Linked DNA regions of Mus musculus: region 2 is linked to region 1. A link is a loop called in an ENCODE intact Hi-C map of the cell type or tissue named here. Cell type or tissue: gastrocnemius. All regions are shown on one strand. Links, peaks and the distances in the headings refer to the core of each region. The heading gives the core; the rest is flanking DNA.

Evidence for each region. Hi-C counts contacts between places; a loop is a spot of excess contacts. Peaks named below come from ENCODE experiments on the same cell type or tissue, not always from the same donor. Only the 100,000 strongest peaks of a DNase experiment are listed, where the experiment ranks them.
Region 2: a loop joins it to region 1, with 2.5 times the contacts of the local background. A loop is called at or near these places in 5 of 42 quality-filtered maps.

Annotation. Positions count from the first base shown.
Region 1 is chr8:54,606,138-54,616,921 of GRCm38, forward strand. Spata4 (spermatogenesis associated 4) reads left to right here. Exons shown (of 6, transcript NM_133711.4): 6 at 3,727-3,961. The coding sequence ends at 3,812. Among named protein-coding and RNA genes, the nearest start is that of Spata4, 11 kb to the left of the region's middle. In gastrocnemius, for the core only: no CTCF peak of the experiment used is centred there; a DNase peak (open chromatin) is centred at 4,276; H3K4me3 peaks cover 832 bases; H3K27ac peaks cover 3,530 bases.
Region 2 is chr8:54,543,735-54,554,518 of GRCm38, forward strand. Asb5 (ankyrin repeat and SOCs box-containing 5) reads left to right here and starts at 6,597. Exons shown (of 7, transcript NM_029569.3): 1 at 6,597-6,906. The coding sequence starts at 6,711. In gastrocnemius, for the core only: no CTCF peak of the experiment used is centred there; DNase peaks (open chromatin) are centred at 4,859, 6,336 and 6,661; H3K4me3 peaks cover 3,331 bases; H3K27ac peaks cover 5,011 bases.

The DNA.
Region 1 (10,784 bases), core at 1,011-9,010:
GACTGTTCTTTGACCGTTTTAGAATAAGTTCAACTGTTAGATTGAATGTCACCTGGTTTGAATACAACCAGGTACTAACTTAGTGTTTCTTTACAAGTGGAGTGACATAGAAAAAGGTTTTCTTCCCACTGCACATTACATAAACCACCTGAGTTCTCATCTATTCTCAAGTGCATCTGCCTGAAATAAGGGAAGCTGCACCAAGCCCGAACCTTATTACCCAGGGAGTGAGCCAGTCCAGAGGTGACTGGAAGACACTTGGAGATCTAGACTTCCCAGAAGCAGAATGACAAGAGGACCCTTATTTAAACCTTGTCAACACAGAAACCTCTGAATTACAACAAACCTCACTCCATGAGAACAAGGTAGCCTGTTCCCAGCTATTGTGTAGCTAATCATTTAAGAAAGGCTTTCTTTTCTTTTCTTTTTTTTTTTAACTTTTTTTTTTTATGGCTGGAAAAATTGAAACTGTTTCTCTAGACACAAGGACATGTAATGGAATTCAAGTTTTTGTTTTGATAAACTACACAGGACGGACATAACTGAGCATCTTGCTTTCTGCTGGTTGTGACTTCCTTTGCTTTGTAGGAGAGGGTAATTGCCCCCAACCAAGGTTCTTCTTATTTTTTTAATTTAATTTTTGTTTTGTTTTTCTTTTGAGACACTATCTTGTTTTATAGCCCAGGCTGGTCTTTAATTTATGCAGTATTCCTGCCTTACCTTTCTGAATATCTGGGTTATAGCATTTTCACCATACCTGGCTACAATGACTAATATATTTGCTTATTATACATTTTCACTTAAAAGATAATGCTTATCTTGAATATTCATTTACTGAGTACTCTATTTTATGTGACCATTCTAAAATATTACTAAATTCATTATAGAACATACTTATTCGTGTTGGAACAAGTTTCTTTAAGTGCTAAATTTTAATGGGTAGGAGATATTCCTTGTTTCCATCAGATATGATAGAGTGATTTCAATAGATTTATTAAAAAATTATGGCCTCTGGAAGCCTTTAATATACTAATATGTATTGTAATTATTTTTAAAAATATTTCAATCCTTTTAAAAACTCATAATTATTATTATATTATTAATTATTATTCAGTTTTGGTTTATTTAATGGCTTTGCAGAACAAGTATTCTTCAGAGCCCAAATTGTAATATCCACACATGAGGCTGCCCATCAATCCCCTTAGTGGATCATCTACCTCAAACATACAACACTTTAGTATGTTAGAATCCAGCAGATGTGACACATGATGCTTCTTTGAAAAAACATCCTGAGTTGCTCTCTGGATTCCTGAAATTCGTCTGTCTTTCAGCTTTCATAAGCCTACTACACGTGATTGAGAATTGTAATGAAGGCTTCAGCTTGGTAGGGCCGTCAGTAGGAACAGTATATACCTGGGAAGAAGAACTGGAAGGAATTATAGAATGGAATGAAGACCACAAGTGGAGTTTGGCTCCCTCCTCATCCCCTTGCTTCTTTTTCCTTATGGATGTTGGCTCTGACTTGGGATAGGAAAAGGTGGGAGGGAGCAGTGGATTCTCCCCATTGTTTTCTTCCTGGGTAAGAAAGAGAGGTAGCATACAAACTGCTGGACTTGACTACATTCCCACATGAGTTAAGATTGGGCTGGAGGCAAGTCTGAAAAGCATTTTGTTAATTAATGATTGATGGGGGAGGGCCCAGTCCATGGTGGGTGATGCCATTCCTGGGCTGGTGATTCTGAGTTCTATAACAAAGCAGACTGAGCAAGCCATGGGAAGCAAGCCAGTAAGCAACATCCTTCCATGGCCTGTACTGGCTAGTTTTGTGTCAACTTGACACATGCTGGAGAGAAAGGAGCTTCAGTTGTGGAAATGCCTCCACGAGATCCAGCTGTAAGGCATTTTCTCAATTAGTGATCAAGGGGGAAAGGCCCCTTGTGGGTGGGACCATCCCTGGGTTGGTAGTCTTGGTTCTATAAGAGAGCAGGCTGAGCAAGCCAGGGGAAGCAAGCCAGTAAAGAATATCCCTCCATGGCCTCTGCATCAGCTCCTGCTTCCTGACCTGCTTGAGTTCCAGTCCTGACTTCCTATGGTGATGAACAGAAGTATGGAAGTGTAAGCCAAATAAACCCTTTCCTCACCAACTTGCTTCTTGGTCATGATGTTTGTGCAGGAATAGAAACCCTGACTAAGACAATGACCTCTGTAGCTAGCAGCTTCTGCCTCCAGGTTCCTGCCCTGCTTGAGTCTCTATTAATGAGGTGATATATGGAGCTGTGAACAAAATAAACCCTTTTCTCTCTGAGTTACTCTGCTCATGCCATTTTATCACAACAATAAGAACCCTAACTAAGACAGCCTGACACCAAATTAACTGCCACAAAACAAAACAAAAGCCCAAAGGCTTCATTCTAACTGAATTGCCAAAGGATATGTCTGATTATGGTTATTTACTTTGGGAAACTCTAAAAGATCACTCCGATACTTAGAAAAACTGAATCCCGAACTAGGCGAGGTGGTTTCTGTCTGTGTTTAAACCCATCACTTGTCAGAGTTTTAGGCCAGCTTGAACTACATAGTGAGAAGCTGTGTCTAAACAAATTAATCAGAAAGTAAAACATGAAAAAAGCAAGGAAATGAAAATGACCTGTTCTCATTCCTGCAGAGAGCACTGCATGGAGAATGACTGTTTGCTTTTCCCATTTGAACAATGAACTGATGCATATCCATCCTCATCTTGCCCTCCAGTCGTTCCACTAGCGACTCTCTAGGAGACCTTTTCAAAATGGCTTACGGACTTGAGGAAGGAAACCCTCACTGTACGAGGCCAATTTGAATCAGATGTTGAACACATAGTATCACTCTTAACGTTTCTCAATCCTGTCTTAGCTACTTAGATTCTTACTCTAGACACACAAGGAATACTGTGACTTTGATTTGAGTCATTTAATATAGGTAAACTGTTTTAAACATTTTATTGCCTTTATTCAAGCAATTCCAGTTCAGTTGCTTTGATGAAAAGGATACCAACTGTCTCTTCAAGCCATATTATCTTTCATAAGCTGAAAGTTAATAAAAGGAGGAGGAGAAACAAGTACTGCACTCCAGGAACTTTGCTGTTTAGGTTTGCTCACAATCTCCCTAAAGTTACAGGCTGTTCTCTGGAATACAGAATCCCAACTAACACTAAAACCAAGCTACTATTTTAAAAAGTTATACTCTTTAAGTTGCTGTATTTATTTGCCTCAATCTTATCTGAAGGGATAACATAGGCAGATTTCTTAGTTGCCACTGGCTCATCATATTAGAATGGAGTGACCTGGAGTCTGGGCACCCAGAATGGATGACAGAGTAATCAGAGCTCTATAAACTGTGGTATGAGCCACACATATTTGCCAAGGCGCAGTACAACATCATGTCTCTGTTTGCTCAGCTGCTTTCTGAAGCAATATCTAAAAATACATGAGTCATATCAAATGCACCAAAATAAACCCTGGATATTTTTAGGGATTGCTGATAAATTTTGGAGGAGGAAACACACACACACACACACACACACACACACACACACACACACACACACGATGTATGATTTAAACATCCTGTTTATTAATTCATTAATTATAACAGATGCACAGACTATTGTCATTATGAATATTAGATAGTTATAGTGGTACAGATATTTCATAACCATGAATTAATTCTTTGTTAATTTAAATATCCCAGCAAAATCAGACAATGATGGCAATGCACGGAAAGAAATCCATGTGAAGCAAAGTGGAAATCCTTGTGAGAACACTGAAAACCTGTGACAAATGTGGAAGAGACAGTGAAGGACATGGAGGAAGTAGCTTAGAAGAAGTGATATCACTAATGTCTACCACAGTCTGAGTATATAATGTCTCACCCCAGTCTTGGATGTATTTAAATAATAAATAACTTAAATTGGTGTCTTAACCATAATTCATCTAGAAAGCATTGCTTTGTGTGTGTGTGTGACTCAACAAATAATTAGCTTGTAAGTAGGTGCATCAAGAAACCACTGAACACAGCCAAACTCTATGGATAAGAAAGCAGCAAGCTGGGACAAGTTGTTAGATTCCATAGGGGTAAATTCGGTGGAAGGACTCAAACACTGGACTAGCCAGGTGGGTAACCATGGGAACTCTGGAGACTGATCAGAAGTGTTCAGGTGCCAACTGCTGCTAGGGTCAGGAGTGTTTAAGTATGACCGCTCTGGTCAAGAATGTTCAGGCAGGGCTGAAGAGAGATTGCTCAGCCATTAAAGGCTCGGCTCACCACCAAAAATACAAAAGTGTTCAGGCAGCTGGTAGAGATTTTCTGAGAATGCTTCAGATTGTTGTTTCTCAGCAAAACCAAGCCTCCTGGGAAAGCCAGGCCGTGCCAGGACCTGGCTGACCTTCAGTACATGCCAGAAACATTAGTAAGTAAAAGTAGGTTTTAATGCCAGTAAGAAAAGGCTTGCCACTGAGATCAACAGCAAGCAGGCAGAGAGAAAGCTTCCTTCTTCCATGTTCTTTATTTACACTGCCTGCAGAATCTTACTACCTTAAAATTTGAGGATTACAAATGAGTCTACCCATTTCAAGTGATTTAATTAAGAAAATCTCTCATAAGTGTGCCCAGCCACTGGTGCTTTAGCTAGTTTTGGTTGTAGTCCAAGTGGCCAACCAGAATAGCCATTACAGGAGGCAAGCAAGAGATTCTTAGCTTCAGTAATCCCATCGACTGACAGGAGTACTTAATTGGAAAAGGGATGCATGTTTGAGCTGTAACAGACAGATCCATGTCTTTGACCCCATGAAGCTTAGCACTGTTGGTGTAGTGAGGGTAACAAGATATAGAGCCATCCATCCTGGGTAGACAGCATGTGAGTGAGAGACTTTCAAACCAACTCAGTTCCTAGGTAAGGTGGTCTGGGTGATAAGGTCAGCTGAGTGAAGACACAAGTAGTGTGTGCACTGAGAAAGTATCTTAAGTGAGTAAGAGAAGGTAAGTAGTCAAGAGAGTGGGCTTGGGTCTAGAGGAGGTAAATTTCCTAAAATAGGACAGTAGTGCCTTTACTCAAGAAAGCTGAGGGGAATGGGGTGCTGGGGCCTTCCATGTTTTCGAGGTAATAAGGTAAGATTTCCCTCCAAGGAAAGTGAAGTTCAGAAGAATTTCTGTCAGTGAGTTTTAATACATCTATTAGCCTTCTCTACCTTTCTGAGGACTAAGGGCAGTAGGGAACTAGAAGATGCCAGAGCTCTTGACACTAGCTGAGTGACTTGAGAGATGAATGCCAGGCCATTATCTGACTCTCTGCATCTAGGAAGTTGAAATATGATCAAAATATTTGGTGAGGTGGAGATATACCACTTCTGTAGTCTTAGCCATAGTAGGGCAAGCTTCCACCCAATCCTGAGAAAGTGCCTGCCACAGTAAGAAGATAAATGTTTTTTTTTTAAAATTAGGAAACAATATATGTGAAATCTGCCAGTGTTCCCTAGAAAGACTACCCCCAAACTGATGTGTATTAAAAGAAGTGGTTGCAAAGCTCCCCGTGGGAAAGTTTTGGTGCAGGGGGTGGGCTTTCCTGAGCCTTAAGAAGACCAGGAAGGCTGGGGTGGAAGAGGAGGGGTGGGAGAGAGCAGTGAAGAGGTCAAGGTCCACTGTGAAAGGGCATGTGCATATCTGTCAGGAAGGTCTTTGCCTGAACATCAGGGAGAAGTATCTATTTTGTAGAGGAGGCCTGCCCCAGGAGCCTTCAATGGCTCCCATGGGCTGGAGAGCTTTCTGTTGGGACTCAGAGTAGGTGCAAGTTTAGTTTGGAGGGGCCAAGAAGAAAATGGAGCAGGATAGGTAGGTGTGATGTTTTGTCTATGCTCAGCCTAGGGAGTGACACTTTTAGAAGGTGTGACCCTTTTTGAGTAGGTGTGTGGCCTTTCTGGAGTAGGCGTGGCACTGTGGTTATGGGCTTTAAGACCCTCATTGTAGCTGCCTGGTAGCAAGTATTCTGCTAGCAGCCTTCAGGTGAAGATGTAGTACTCTCAGCTCCTCCTGCACCATGCTTGCATGGACACTGTCATATTCCTGCCTTGGTGATAATGGACTGAACCTCTGAACCTGTAAGCCAGCCCCAATGAAGTGTTTTTGTAAGAGTTACCTTGGTCATTGCATCTGTTCCAAGCAGTAAAACCCTAAGACAGTAGGGGTGTTTGCTGATGTCCTTGGTGGTTTTATTAAGGAAATCATATCATTGGTAGGGGCCTAAGGACCTCAACAGTGAGCAACTATCACCTGTTTGGGAAGATAAGAGGCTTTCAGCAGATTTAGAATATGAGGCTCATTAATACATATTTTAATAAATATTCTCTTGGTGGTGAGATATCCTATCTCCTGACAGAAGCATGGTGGTATAGAATATCAAACATATATGTAGAATCTGTATATATGTTGCTGGTCTTGCTTTGTGCCAGCATGAGGGCCCTAGTAAAGACTCTGAGATCTTCCTTCTGAGAGTAGTGCCTGGGGTTAAATGGTTAGATTTTTCTGACCTGGTCAGAAGATAGTGTGGCGTAGCCTGTTTTATAGGAGCCAGAGTAGCTGAGAGATGAGCTCCATTTTATAAACTAGGTATGATCAGTATGTAGTACAGGAGAAATAGAGAATTTTGGAATGTTTTAAGGCAAGTCAAGTGATTTTAAACAGGACTGTATAATTGTAGCTGTGTTTGGAAGAAGTGTAGCTAGATTATGATGGGGGCTGAGAGCCAAGAAAAATGTTGGGGTTTTCTGGAAAGGTGATATGGAAGAGTTGGAGTTTGGAGGTAAAATATAAAGTAAAGGAAGGTAAGGTAGAAACATTTTTTGAGTGGGAGTAGGTCTTTGAGCCTGTGAGAGGAGATGACAGGGAGAGAGAGAGAGAGAGAGAGAGAGAGAGAGAGAGAGAGAGAGAGAGAGAGAGATGCCAAAAATGAGTTTAGATGCTTCTTGGAGTAGTAAGGGAGGCTACTACTTGTGCCCATAGGCAGGGTAGCCACCCCCTAATGTTTGTGTATAGCTCTCTGGAAAGATAGGTAACAGGGACAAAGGTGATTCCTCTCATCTGTCCAAAGACTACCAGAACCATTCCCCATTTTTTAGTAGTATAAATAGTAAATGGTTGATAAAGGCCTGTGAGAGGCAAATCAGGAGCCTGTAGGAGTGTGTCTCAGAGGTAAGAAAAAGGCAAGAGTGAGGCAGGTTTAATTATGTCCAGAGTCTCAGATAGCACTCTTAGCCCCAGTAGAGGGGCCAAGTGAGAAGAACAAAGTTGAGAATTCAGGCTCTGAGGAAGGACAGACTCTCATCCTTAATGGTGGGAAGAGAAAGAGACTTCAGGTACTACCTGAGATCAAGAGTGACCTGGAGAGCCAGTGGAGAGCAGAAAACCTATGCACTTGACATGACAGAGTTGAGCCTTGGAAAGAGAGACCATATATCCTTGCCTCCCCAAGATCTGAGGAGTTGAATCGTATGCTATTGTAACAGCAAGAGCAAGGGGCTACAGAGTAGGAGGTCATCTACATACTGAATATGTCCTCTGGGTGACAGGCTAAGAGAAAGGGGGTCAGTGACTAGAACCTGGCCAAAAAAGTAAGGGCTATTGTCCAAAACCCTGGGGTAGGACAGCCCATGTCAGCTGGGACACTGTTCCCAGTCTGGGTCCTCTCCAATAAAAGCAAAGATATTATATGATTGTGGGTGTGAGGAATAGTGGGAAAGGCCTCCTTAAGATCCAAGACAATGAAGTAAGAAGCAGAGGAGGAAATATGAGAAAGTAGAGTACAGGAGTTAGACACAACTGGTAGATAGGCAGAGCCACTATGTTAGTGATCCTGTGGTTCTGAGCAAGGTTTAAGATACCATTTAGATAGGATTAAGAATACCTTTACTGAAAAGGTATTGAATGGTAGGTGTAAGAACTTGTCTATATTTTAAGGAGATAAGGTATTAAGGGTGACAGGGAAGGAGGCAGAGTCTTGGAGTAAGATCCTATGGGGGAAAATGGGAGGCAACTAAAGAAGAGTATGTGTCCGACTACATAGGATTGACAAAGGATTCTGAAAGGGCATGAGCTGAGGAATTAGGCTTTGTTAGTGGGAGGAGAAGCTCCCCAAAGGCCAGAAGGAGGAAAAGCTCTAGGAGGGGTTCTTTGAGTGAAAGGAGAAGGAGAACTGTAGCTTAGCTATGATGATGTATTAGCATAGTTGGGACAGCTAATCATAGTGAGGAAGGAATGCATAATTAGGTGACCACAGAGAGCAGAGAAGTGGGACAGTAGCCCACGGTAGGTGGTGGGGGCAGCCGTCAACACCCACAACAGAGACCTGAGAGGATTTTTACCAGAGTCAGTGGGAAATATAGACCAAGTGACCCCAGTATGGATCATTACTGACAGAGACTTACCTACTCTCTGGACAGTTCCTTGGGATCTTCTGTAGTTATCTTGATAGTATCAGTGGGAGGATAGAGGCAGGACAAGGTCCCAGGGCCATGTCAATCTTTGGTCTGTGGAGGAGGAACTTGGTGAATTGTTCTACCTTGATAAGACAAAGAGGGACAATGAAACCCTCACTGTCCTGTCCTTCCACAGATCCAGTGCCTGGTGACAGATGAGATGAGGGGCAGTTCTTTATCCTAGCATTGAAAGAAGACCCTGTGTAGATGTCTCTGCTGCCCTATCTTTGGTGGTGAAGGCCTCAGGGCCACTGCCAGAAACCTGGTATTTCTCTCTATCATATGAGGTCTTTTCTGTCATTTACTGTTTCTCCCTTCTATTAAACACTTTAAATGTCTTAGTCAACAGATCTCGCTGAAGGGGTTGAGGGCCTCCCACTAGGCCCTTCAGTTTCTTCCCAATGTCAAGGCATGACTGAGAGAGAAAGTAAGTACTGTGGGCAACCATGCCCCGCTGAGAATTTAGATCTAGTTTAGTAAAATACAGAGGAGCCTTTGTGAGTCTGGCAAGAAACTCCAAAGGTTTTCATCAGGTGTCCATGTAACCTCTCTCAATTTGTCAATTTTGACCACTTTATGGGAAGCCCTTTGAAGCCAGAAGGCAGATAATCCTCTTGTCCCAGGCTGCCCTGTCAGGGGCTCAATTTTCTGCATTGAACTGGTAGTTCTAGTGTGTGTGTGTGTGTGTGGGGGGGGGTCAGCATGAGGAACAGCAACTGTCTTTTCTGGGGCCTGGAGCAGTCCCTCTTGCAACAGAACTTCTCAATTTCAGAATGCTTTTTCATGGGAATAGAAGATACCATGTGATGTGAACATTGATGATTAAGTACCCTCCCATTTTATAGTAATTTCAGAGTACTGAGCAGTCAGCATTTTTCTGGAACAATCCAATGAAGTGATTTTTCAAGATTTTTGAATGGGTTAACAAGTTAAATGTTTAGGCCTTTATATTTTACGACACTGGGCTAAACTATTCTCTATATTGTGTTTGTAGGAGTGAGACCTCTGCTCATCTTAGTAAGGAGCTGTGTCACATTTGTCTGTAATGATGACAATTGTATTAATTAAGATAAGGGGCTTGTAATATATGTGTATTTATAGAGCTTGATGATAAGGAAATGTTGCAGTCTGTCTCAGTAATATATGCTGTATTCATTCTGAATATATTTCAACTGTGTAAGCACATATGTCTTGAAAGTTTAGTACAATAAACATTTAACAGTAGTCAACTACTACTGATTCACTAAAATTGAAATGCTAAATTTACAAATAATTTGTGAGAATTTGACTGGAGAATTTGTTTGCTTTAAAGCCAAAGTGCACATTTTCTTGTTATAAGGAAATTCAAAATACTGTCAGTAGACATCCAGGCACTTTCCCTGCCAGAGGAGAGGTGTCTGCCCTGCCCAGGAGGGTTTTGCTGGAGCACCTGGGGGAGCCATCTTGGTTCCTGGATCCCTCAGAGTCTAGTCTGTGCAGGTGAGAGTGCGGACTACAGGGATAGGTGGAAGTGACCCAGCTTCTGGGACAGGCCCTATTTCGGGCCTTGATCTTTGGCCAGGAGATAGGTCTGAACTCCAGATATCTGTGCACCTTCTCTGCAAGAGGAGAGCTTGCCTGCAGAGAGTACTCTGACCACTGAAACTCAGGAGAAAGGTCCCAGGTCTGCTGACAGAGGCTAACAGAATCACAGGAGGAACAAGCTCCAACCAGAGACAACTATAACAACTAGCTCCAGAGATTACCAGATGGCGAAAGGCAAACATAAGAATCTTACTAACAGAAACCAAGACCACTCACCATCATCAGAACCCAGCACTCCCACCTCAGCCAGTCCCGGATACCCCAACACATCCGAAAAGCTAGACTCAGATTTAAAAGCATATCTCATGATGATGGTAGAGGACATCAAGAAGGACTTTAATAACTCACTTAAAGAAATACAGGAGAACACTGCTAAAGGGGTAGAAGTCCTTAAAGAAAACAGGAAAATACAACCAAACAGGTGATGGAATTGAACAAAACAGTACAAGACCTAAAAAGGAAAGTAGAAACAATAAAGAAAACCCCAAAGTGAGACAGTGCTGGAGATAGAAAACCTAGGAAAGCGGTCCGAGCAGCACCGGGTAGCTAGGGTGCACAGTCTGCTGACTACTGCCAGCTACCCACAACACCCGCCAAGTGATCTTAAGACTTCTGGTGAGTGGAACACAGCATCTGCTCCAATCCAATCGCACAGGACCTGAGATTGCATTAGTTAGGAAAGCAGAAAACCCAGTCTGA
Region 2 (10,784 bases), core at 1,324-9,323, 62 kb before region 1:
GTTGACAGTGGTGGGGTGCTGGAAGCAATCACCGAGCCTCTGCTGGCTGGGCTTTGCTCAGTTTCTATAACACTTGAGTAAGGAATGAGAGGGTGAAGATGAACACAAAGAACGTAAAGCACTTTGGAAAGGTGACATGCTAAGTTCTTCTAAGTAATGAAGATACTAATCTAAGCCATAATCTAATGGGAATGTGTTTAAGCTGTGGTTTTCCCTGAAATTCATAATTGATGCTAAAAATAAGCTTATAAGCCCTCCAGACAATACCTCTGTTGCCAAGGAAACGGCAACAGAATGCTAACCAGAATTGTTCAAATATACCAATGTTAATACCCAATTGATTACAGTCTAGATTAATTATATATTTTATTTCAGGAAAAATGATAACTATTAATTTATATAAGTATCTAAATATCATTATCAAATTACCAGACTGGACATACCTATAAGATGACCTAACCATATCATTTCTAATATAGTCCCACTTTTTATCTTCAACACATGGTATATGGAAATATAATCTCTTAAATATGTGATTAGCTAAAGTGTCAGTTAGAGCAAATTCTTAATCACAGGAGGGATGAGTGGACCCCATTGGATTCAGCCCACTGCAGTACACAAGTATTTAGCCAAAGGCTATTTATAGTCAACACATGGCACAAATGCATGCTACGATCAAAGGGTGTGGTAAGCAGAAGGTACTGGGTAAACTCGACACTGTGAGTGTTTCAGTGTTGACTTTTTAAACAGCATTCTCAGAAGAATGGCCATGAAAATGGAATCTAGTGCTCCCACCTCCATTTATATAATTTTCAAAATACCTGCTTTTTTTTTTTAAGCTCCTTCTTACCCACTTCATAACTTCCTCATAAAGACTCCAGAAAATCTATCAGGACATTTTCTTTATAAGGTGGAAAACAATGAATTGAAGACTGATTTAATTAACAAGTAAGACTTTATATTTTTTGGTACTTTAAATTCATATTAGTATTGGATTGACCTGCTTCAGTTAAACCTGTACCCAGATTCTCAGATGACGATAGCCTGATGCTTCCTGCCTAAATACTGACTGGGCTTCCCTTTTTACTGGCATGAGCCACACACAAACCATTCTTTACTCTTAGCGAGATCCTAGAAAGTTTGCTTCTCCTAGAGAGTAAAAGAAAATGTCTAGCTCCTCAGATAGATTCTCAAAAGCATCGTTCATTGGCCTTGTTTGGTCAAGCATCCTTCTCGTGAACCAGAAAATTAAGTGACTGGAAAAAAGTTGGGTGAGATATCCTTTAGAGAAATTCTGTGCTTGTAAACTAAACAAGAAATTGAAAGGTAAAGCCAATTCTATTGTGGTATACAGTATTACAAAACACAATAGCTAGAATGTAGAAATACACTGTAAAATGTAATATCTAGAAAAGTATTTAGTGTAGAGTATTTCCTAAATGTATTCATAATAAGATATAATCTATTTTAAAGTTAAATGTGCATAGTTTCTGGCTTTTAGCCATGTTTTCTAGGACTGCATATAAAGATGAGAGCATGTTGAATATAAGTCAACTTATAATTACATCTAATCAAAATGTTTGAGTTCGATATAACTCAAAGTATAGACGGAATCTGATCTGTTTCAGAAAAAGTAAATGACGTTCCCTAGAGGGCCTACAACCTAAATTTAAGAAATCTTGTGATGCAATATTTCTGTGGGATTATCATAATGCTAGCAGATTTTTTGGGTCCATTATACTGGTAATTGCTATGGAAACCTAACATAACCATTTACTCCCAAGTCCTATCATCAAACATAGAATAGTTCTCACCCAAAGTTGCCCCACCAAAAAAAAATTTAAGAAATAAGTATTGCTCTAACTTTAATCCTAATTAGAATGTATCTTTAATTGGTCATTAATGGAAAGGGAGATGGGGAAAATCTTTGAGGGTTTGGGGAAGGAAGAAGAATAACCAGAATATATTCTCTTCATAACTAGTGAATGCTTGCAAATGAGTTCACAACCACTTAAACAGATTGAGACTGATTCAGAAGGATAAATAATACATGTTTTATTTCATTTATAGAATCTATGTCTTATATACAAAAAGGACAAAAGAAGATGAAAGGGTATGAAGACATAGTCAAAATACAAAATATCCTGAAAAGGCCATCTTTATGAGAGCTAGAATTATATATAATATCAAATTATTTTGATCTATTTTCTAATTTTTGAAAAATTTTCCACAAGAACTCTGTGTTTATGCAATAGTGTCTGGGTTTGGTGGTTGTATATGGGATGGATCCCCGGGTGGGGCAGTCTTTGGATGGTTCTTCCTTCCATTTCAGCTCCAAACTTTGTCTCTGTAACTCCTTCCATGGGTATTTTGTTCCCCATTCTAAGAAGGAGTGAAGTATCCACACTTTGGTCTTCCTTCTTCTTGAGTTTCATGTGTTTTGCAAATTATATCTTGGATATTCTAAGTTTCTGGGCTAATACTGCATGTAACAGAGGATGGCCTAGTCGGCCATCAATGGGAGGAGAGGTCTTGGTCTTGGGAAGACCATATGCCCCAGTACAGGGGAATGCTAAAGCCAGGAAGGGGGAGTGGGTGGGTTGGGGAGCAGGGTGAGGGGAGGGTATATGGGGCTTTGGGGATAGCATTTGAAATGTAAATGAAGAAAATATCTAATAAAAATTCAAAAAGAAAAAAAAAAGAATTCTGTGTTTACATAATTTCCACCTCGCCCTCTCCCCTACCTCCTCCTGTGCCTCACCATTCACTCTCAACTTCATGATTTCTATAATTGTTGCTACATGTGTGTATATGTGTGTGCCTATATTAAAAAAAAACTTACTGAGTCCATTTAGTGTCACTTCTATGGGTTTGTATGTGTTCAGGGCTGATCGCTTAGGATTGCATAACATATCCCTGGAGAAGACTTACTCACCCTCTCTAGGGAAAATTAATTACCTGTAGATCTTCATCTAAAGGATACAGCCTTATGAGATTTCATCATCTACTGAGGAATGTCAACTGGTGTTATGGAGGTCTTGTTTAGGTGATCATTGTTACGATTTTATGAGTGCAGCTCCCAGATATTTATAGAAGACAGCATCTCACAGCAGATATCCAGGTCCTCTGGCTCTTACAATGTTTCTGTCCCCTTGCTCTGTACTTAATGGTACATGAGACTTAGGTGGAGGGGTTGTGTTGTGAATGAAGCAGTTAAAGTTGGGCATCCCATAGTCACTGATTCTCTATATTTTGACTAGTTGAAGATTTATTCGATGGTCTGTGCTACAAAAAGGAACCTTTTTTAGTGAAGGGATGAAAGCTACACTTCTCTGTGACTAAAAGAGTAAGTATTCAGTAAGGAATGTGACTGATTTTGTAAAAGGACAGTAGGTTCTCCTCTAGGGTTCATGACCTCACCAGCCACAGGGAGATGGCTAAGTTAACAACCAATACTAGGCAGGAATTCCCTCTTACTATACAGGCCTTAATTTCAATCAGACTGTTTCTACTTACTCCTAAGACATATGTGCCATTGCTGCAGCCTTGTGGGTATCTTGTCATGCTGGTCATTGTTGTGGGTCATAGGCTTTACAGCTGCAATTGTGGACTGCTTTTCTCTATTGGCAGTTGCATAGCAACTTTGGGTACTGTGGTAGCTAGTCCTCAAGAAGGAGGCTTCCAGGTCAGTTCCAGTTCAAATTCCACAAGGACTGTGTCCAAAGTGCATGATGTCTTCAGCAATTGGGTTTTCCCTTTAAGTTCTTGGAGGCAGCCAAGGACAATGACAGTATTCTCTATTGTTTTTTCAATCTCTTGGACTCCCTTGAGGTTTCCTACGGTTTCTGTTAGTCTGTGACCCTTGTGGGAGAGATGTACATTATAACCACATTCAACTAATTTCATTTCAACTATGTCTGTATATACATACATATTATATATACATATTAAATAAACATAAAATGATATAATTTCCTATCTTATTTTCAAACTCACATATTGTACTTTATTCATTCTCCCTCCATATTTTCCTCCCTCCCACTCTCTAAACACAGCCCCCTAATCCTTTTCTATTTTCCATTCTATAGCACCAGAACCCTGCATCCTTTGCTCTAGACTTAACAGCATGGATAGAGGTAGGATGGAAACAATGTAATACAGTACTCATGTTATGAAATTCTCAAAAAATAAAGGAAAAAACTAAAAATTGTATTTGACCCAGAGGGAAAAAAAATCTAAAGCCAAGAAAATAGATGCTCACATACTTTTCATGGTCTTTTATATATCATCAATCATTTAAAATGACATTTTGAAGAGTCTTATATGAAAATTAACATCTGATTTGCATTTCTGAGTTCATATTGAGTTATTTTATTGGACCTTCAGATTAAGAAACTAGCAGGTGACAAATTTTATTATGGGTGAGTGTTGTCTTCATAAAACAAAGAGGAAAGAATGAAGGAATTTGTAAAACCTAAATTTGACATCTGTGAATAAAATTCTAAATACTGAGTAATGATATTTTTCTCCTAGTAAAGCATGAGGGACTTAAGCTTCCTGAACCGATGACGACAGCCTTAATGAATGGGAGTGCTGCTTAGCCCCAAAGAATCCAAGCTGCTGAGTAGTTGCTGTGGAGGGAATTATTTTTAATAACACTTACTGGTAAGAGAAAGGGGAGAAACCTTAGACAGGCACTTAGATGTGACTAAGGCAGGTTTATCTCTGATTCCAAAGCACTGGAGTGGAAGTCACACCGTGACTCAGAGCATTGTGATGGGCCAGCTGTCCACAGGCTCCAATCCAGTGTGTGCTCAAGCGTCCCCATGCCAGACAGAAGACTCACTGGAATGTAACTGCAATGAGTTCACTGGCTTGACACAGTTTCCACATCAGTGGTAGAGAGGACCATGGAGTGGTTTGTCTTCAGCACTTCAGCAGGGTTGGCGCTGTGTCCCAGACAGCATGAGCCACGGTGCACAGACCCATTTGTAATTGTGCTGCCTGTATTGCTGAAGGGTAAGACGCCAGGGACCGCTATCAAAGAGCTGGTGATTTCTAAGACATCAACCTATTTTACATTTCAGTGAGCAAGTGATTCACCTGGGCAGAAGCAGCTTCCTTCTTTCAGCACATGTCTTCAATGGCCATGTCTCCCTTGTCTTAGGAACATTTGGTGAAATCAGATTAACCCAATAAGATACACAGCATGAAAGTGACGTGTCACACTTCTCAGGATGCCACATCACAGATATAATCCTTTCTTCGGCCAGAGCCACAGTTGCTTGCGTATGTCTTTTGCTTGTTACTTTGTAATTTAGCGGCATTAAGAAATGTTCCAAAATGAGAAGACCTTATACCTGGTGATGTAAACATACATCACAATATTTTGTATTCGTGCATTTTTCAGTTAAATTCTTAAATATTGACAGGAAAAGTATTATTTCAAAAGAAGAAAAGGAAATAGAAACAAAGGAATTTATGAAAACAAAGGCACTGCACATTATGTTTCTAAATTATTCTATTTCTTTTGTAATCTTTTATATGTGGTTGTACTTAAGACTAGCCATATATGCATAGGATACCCAAATAAATTTTATCCCTGAAAATATCATAGTTATCCAAGACTATAGGTACAAAAAGCACCTTTTGTGTGTACTGTAACTAGATCTATTATTAAGTTTAATTTGGTTGGTTTTGCAGTTTTGTTCCATGGTTATATTTGTTTAATAATTCTTTTGTGTTTTATCCCCCACCTCCAGGAAGCTCTCTCAGACTTTCCTGTCAGCGTTAGGTCCCTTTTGGGTATGTTGCCATGATGCTTTTTGTCTTTTATTTGTCTGAGGTCTTGCATTTTCTCCTGTAAAACTATGCTACACTAGTGGCAGGGACAGTTAGGTCTTCTTGGTCTATTTAACATATAGAAAGCAGCTGATAGTTGTTTTAAAGTATTACACTGCTGGTGTAAATCTATTAGTAGATGATGGGACAGTCTAATCAGTCATAAAAAATATTGTGTAACAACTAATTCAATGTAATCATTTATTTCAATGAGTCCTCATTCAGGTCATATCCGTGACCTATTTAATGATTTATTTCATGGTTAATAAAGTTAGAGTTGAGTTAGAATATTTGACGTCTCTTCAATATTATGAATATTATTACATGAACTATGTGGATAAAATACACAAAAATGTACAATTTTTCTATTTAAAGTTACATTCATTTATTATTGAGTGTGTGTGTGTGTGTGTGTGTGTGTGTGTGTGTGAGTGTGAGTTGCGACCCTCCTTCCCCTATGTGGGGCTCAAGAGATGGAACTCAGGTCTCCAGGCTTGGTGCCAGGTGCATTTACTGAGCCCAAGTTGGTCTTGATAATTAAATACCAAAAAAGGAAATCATCGGCCTTAGTTATTTCAATATTCGACTCCTGAAAGCCAGAACCGAAAGAGGGTGTATCATTTTATACTGAGAATGGAAAGTCAGGAGGCTTGCGAAACGTGATTCGGCTGCTCCCATGGAATATTGTCAGACCAATAGGAGCTGGTGAAGAACTTTTATGGACAGTATAAATAATTTGAGCCTTAGACATCATTACCAGTTGATATTTTCTTCCCTTCGGACCAGCTGTTCAAGAGCATCCCGGAACAGAGCCAGACACAGTTGAGACTTGGCTGGGACCTAACACTAGGGCAGATTTCTCTGCAACAATGTCGGTGTTAGAAGAAAGCCGGCCATTTGCTCAACAGCTATCTAATGTCTATTTTACGATACTCTCCCTCTTCTGTTTTAAACTTTTTGTGAAGATCAGCCTTGCCATCCTTAGTCATTTCTACATCGTGAAAGGCAACCGAAAGGAAGCCGCAAGGATAGCAGCTGAGTTTTATGGAGTAAGCCAAGGACAAGGTATGTTTATGATAGCAGGCTCCTGTTTCAAGTTGAGTAGAACTATCATTTGATCTGCAATCCAAGAAAACATCACAGGTTCTCTTTATGGGACATTTTGTAAACTTCAGTGGAAGGAAGTTCTTGTAACTTACCTCATTGACTTCATGAAAAAGAAAGTTGCTTTGCAGTGTAAATGTCTGAGCAGTGTGAAAATCCAGCATTAAGTATAGAGGCCCTCATCTATTAGTAAACATTTAAAAACTTTAAATATTTCACTTTCCATATCATTGTTTCAGAGAATAATGAAGAGATAACTGATTTCTTATGTCTCCTTTAACATGTGTTAGTATTGTGATATTTTAAACACTATACTGAGTTATGTATTGTGTCAGTCCTGGTGATGCAACGTGTACTCCCAGCCACTCAGGTGGCTGAGGCAGGATTGTAACCTGAAGGCCTTTCTTCAGTGAGTTCAAGACAAGCTGAAGTAGTTTCCTGAGACCCTGTCTCCCTTGAGAACTGGATTGAGGCAGGGGTGGGGTGGGGGTTACAGCTCAGCAGGAAAGAGCTTGCCTAGAACGTGAAAGGCCATAGTTCTCAGCACTGAAAATGTAATTAAAGTAAAATAGTTGTTATTAAAAGTAGAAGATCTCAAAATCACTTTCCATTACAATTTTATAATTTTATTGTTTAATAAGACAACAATTAATATTTTCAGCATATATTTTTCTAAAAGGATTGAAACAGCTTTGCTTGGATTGTGGAAATCATTCCTTACAAGATGGGATCATGAATTAGCAAATTTGATATTTGTCCAGCCAGATGCATCTGTGCTTCTTAGAGTAAATCTGAAATCTGAGATGAAATGAAAACTGGTAATGGTACTACTACTTATAGATTTTAAATTTTGTAAGACCGTTTACTGGAGCAATATTCTAGATAGCAAAAATGATTCATGTGTTGGTTGTAAAAGTGACACTTTAATTTCTTGTAATCTTTCTGTTTATTTCTGGTTTGGGATTAATCAAGATCTGCACCAACTTTGTGAACCTTGATGCCTCCTAGGCAATTTAAACATTCAGAATCAAAACGTAGCATCACACAGTTAGAAAATGTAGCATTTTTAGAAAGAGCACTTTATGTTTAAACCTATTTTCCTATGTGTTTTTTTTTACATAATTCACTTAAAATCTAGACTACTATTGGTGTGGTGGAATGTTGAATAAAGATGGGGAATCGTCATTGTTTGTGAAGAAGATGCTGTTTTCCCCTATGGAAGGTTGCTCTTGTGTAAATGGAGGAACTTGGGTACACACTCAGTGAGGAAAATCTATGTGCTCCATGAAATTCTCATGGGGAAAATGAACCCTTAGATAAAATAGGCAGTGACCCTGTATCTCCCAGCACTTATTCTGAACTAGCAATTTAAAGCAGCATCTTTACTTTGTAATTTACTATAAATTAAAAAGTCATTTGGTGAATGCACTATATGTATACCAAGGACAAACAGAAAAATAGACTGGAAAACATCCGTCATACTTCCAGGCATGAGTAAGCAAACTATGAGGTTATGCGACGATAAAATTTATTGTCACAGGAACCTTACAGCTCATTATTTCAGAGTTAGACCTTGTTTCTATCTTATGAGACTGATCTTACATAAAGCAGTGAAATATTGGCTAAAAAGATGAAAGATGTCTGTGCCTTGACCAACGTGTCAGAGGAGACCAAGGAGACATCTTTCTGTGTATCTTGGCAAATAAGAGAACCAGTCATCCCCCATTAGATCATGGCATGATCAATCAGACAATTCCTGGGCATATATGAAATGGCTTTCATGTTTCATTGTCTTACAATAGTCCTTTAAAATGTATTAGAACTGTAAGATTTTGTCCCAGATAGTAAGGTGGAAATCAATACTCACTAGTAGAAGCATGTTTCCTGCAAACAGGGTTGAAAAGTTTTGCTATGATTATAACATTTGCTCTATTTAACAAAACTTCTCCTTTTCAACACTGAATAGAATTTGCTATATATTTAACACAGTAGTACTTAATTGTAAATATTATTCAGGGTAAGCATAATTATATACAGTTTTATTTTAACATTAGGAAAATAAGTCAAATGCCTTAAAATATTCTCTTATTTTATGAAGGTTTTAAAATTTTTAAAGCATAATTATACCACTTCTGATTTTCTTATACTTAATGTTGACTACTCAGGTTTAATTACTGTTGCTTAATCAAGAAGTTTCCTCCTCATTTCTTAGGCTATCACCATCATCCCTCTTTGAATTGAGCTCTCCATTTCCACTCTTGGGGTTTAGTCAGATTGCTCCCCAAAATTTCTGGAGTGCAGTTGCCAAATGCATGAAGTAAGGGTGATAATGTGTAGTTCATGTCTTTCATAATAGTGGAGACATTATTGACAGCATCTTCAATGTTTTCAGTGGGAAATAAAAAAAACCCTTTGCTTACCTGATTGCTATCTCAAGGCAGCTCATAGTGTTAGATAAATGAAGGCTGTTCTGTTGTTATTGCTGTTGTGAGTTGCTAGGCCCTGTTCAGTCAATCTTGAGATGGTCTGATTACAAACCAGAGACCTAACGAGCTAAATGATAGATGAATTGGCTAAAGACATTTCTTGCATGAGCCCCCAAAGAACTCCAGTAAGCTTCGTGACCCTGCCTTTTCATCTCTGAAGCCTTCTTGACCCCACATCACACTGAAGGGACTCCATTTTTGCTTAGCTTCTCGACTTTCCATATCATTGCATCTTTTAAACACTCTGATTAGAGCCTCTACCTTTCAGAGGACTCCAGTTGGAAATGTGTACTATTCTTTGAGATTGACAGTCAGACTAACAAGAATTGGAATATATTTTTACCTGTAATATTAAACAGTGAAGAAAATATAATATTGAAGGATATGTTAACTTGACAAAAATCCCCAAACTCTTGATAAAGATATGAAATACCAATAAATATACTAAGGACATGTTGAGAGCTCTCTCTGGTCTTAAGGGCAATATTTGTCAAGTTTAATCTTAGGCTGTAAGCAAATGGAGTCACTTCTTAACATCTGTTTCTTGAGTCCCCATGATATCAAGATGATAAGGACTGAAAATCTGTTGTTCTTTTCCATAACAAAACAAGCACTCTCGGATACAGTAATGGAAGGGAATTCAGAGAATTAAGGTGCCTTTTCACACTTGAATGTTCAGAAATATTTTCCCAGAGAAGGCAGCTGTTTTCTTGATCTCAGGAAGGACCACAGGCATGAATTTTAGGATGCACAAAGAGAAAATAGCCCTGGGAAAAGTAAAGAGTTCATGAACTAGAAAAGCAACAAATGAGACTCATATTTTGAAAGAATTTGAATATGAGAAAAATTTCAATTGTTTTGAAGTTAGTATAAAGCATTAGAGTTTGGGTACGAATGAAGTTGGAAAGATAGAAAAAATGTAAATAAAACCATATTTTATTATAGATTTACATTGTAGTAATTGTTGAAGTTACCTAGGGGGGACATGTTTGCAATAAGTAGACCAATTTGGACCTTGATAGGAGGATATAAGAAACTACTTAAATTTATACCTGTGTTTGCATCTGTGTGTGTATTTATCTCTCTCTCTGTGTGTGTGTGTGTGTGTGTGTGTGTGTGTGTGTGTGTGTGTGTGAGTGTGTGTGTGTGTGTGTGTGTGTGTGAGAGAGAGAGAGAGAGAGAGAGAGAGAGAGAGAGATTATGAAAATGTAGCACATTTCTTTGTATGCTAAGTGAAAATTTACTTGAACAATGATGGAGATCTTGATTAGTTTGAGAGTGACTATGATTATATGACTGGAAAAGAAAACAACAACAACCCCACCCCCCAAATAAAATGAGACTGAATGACAT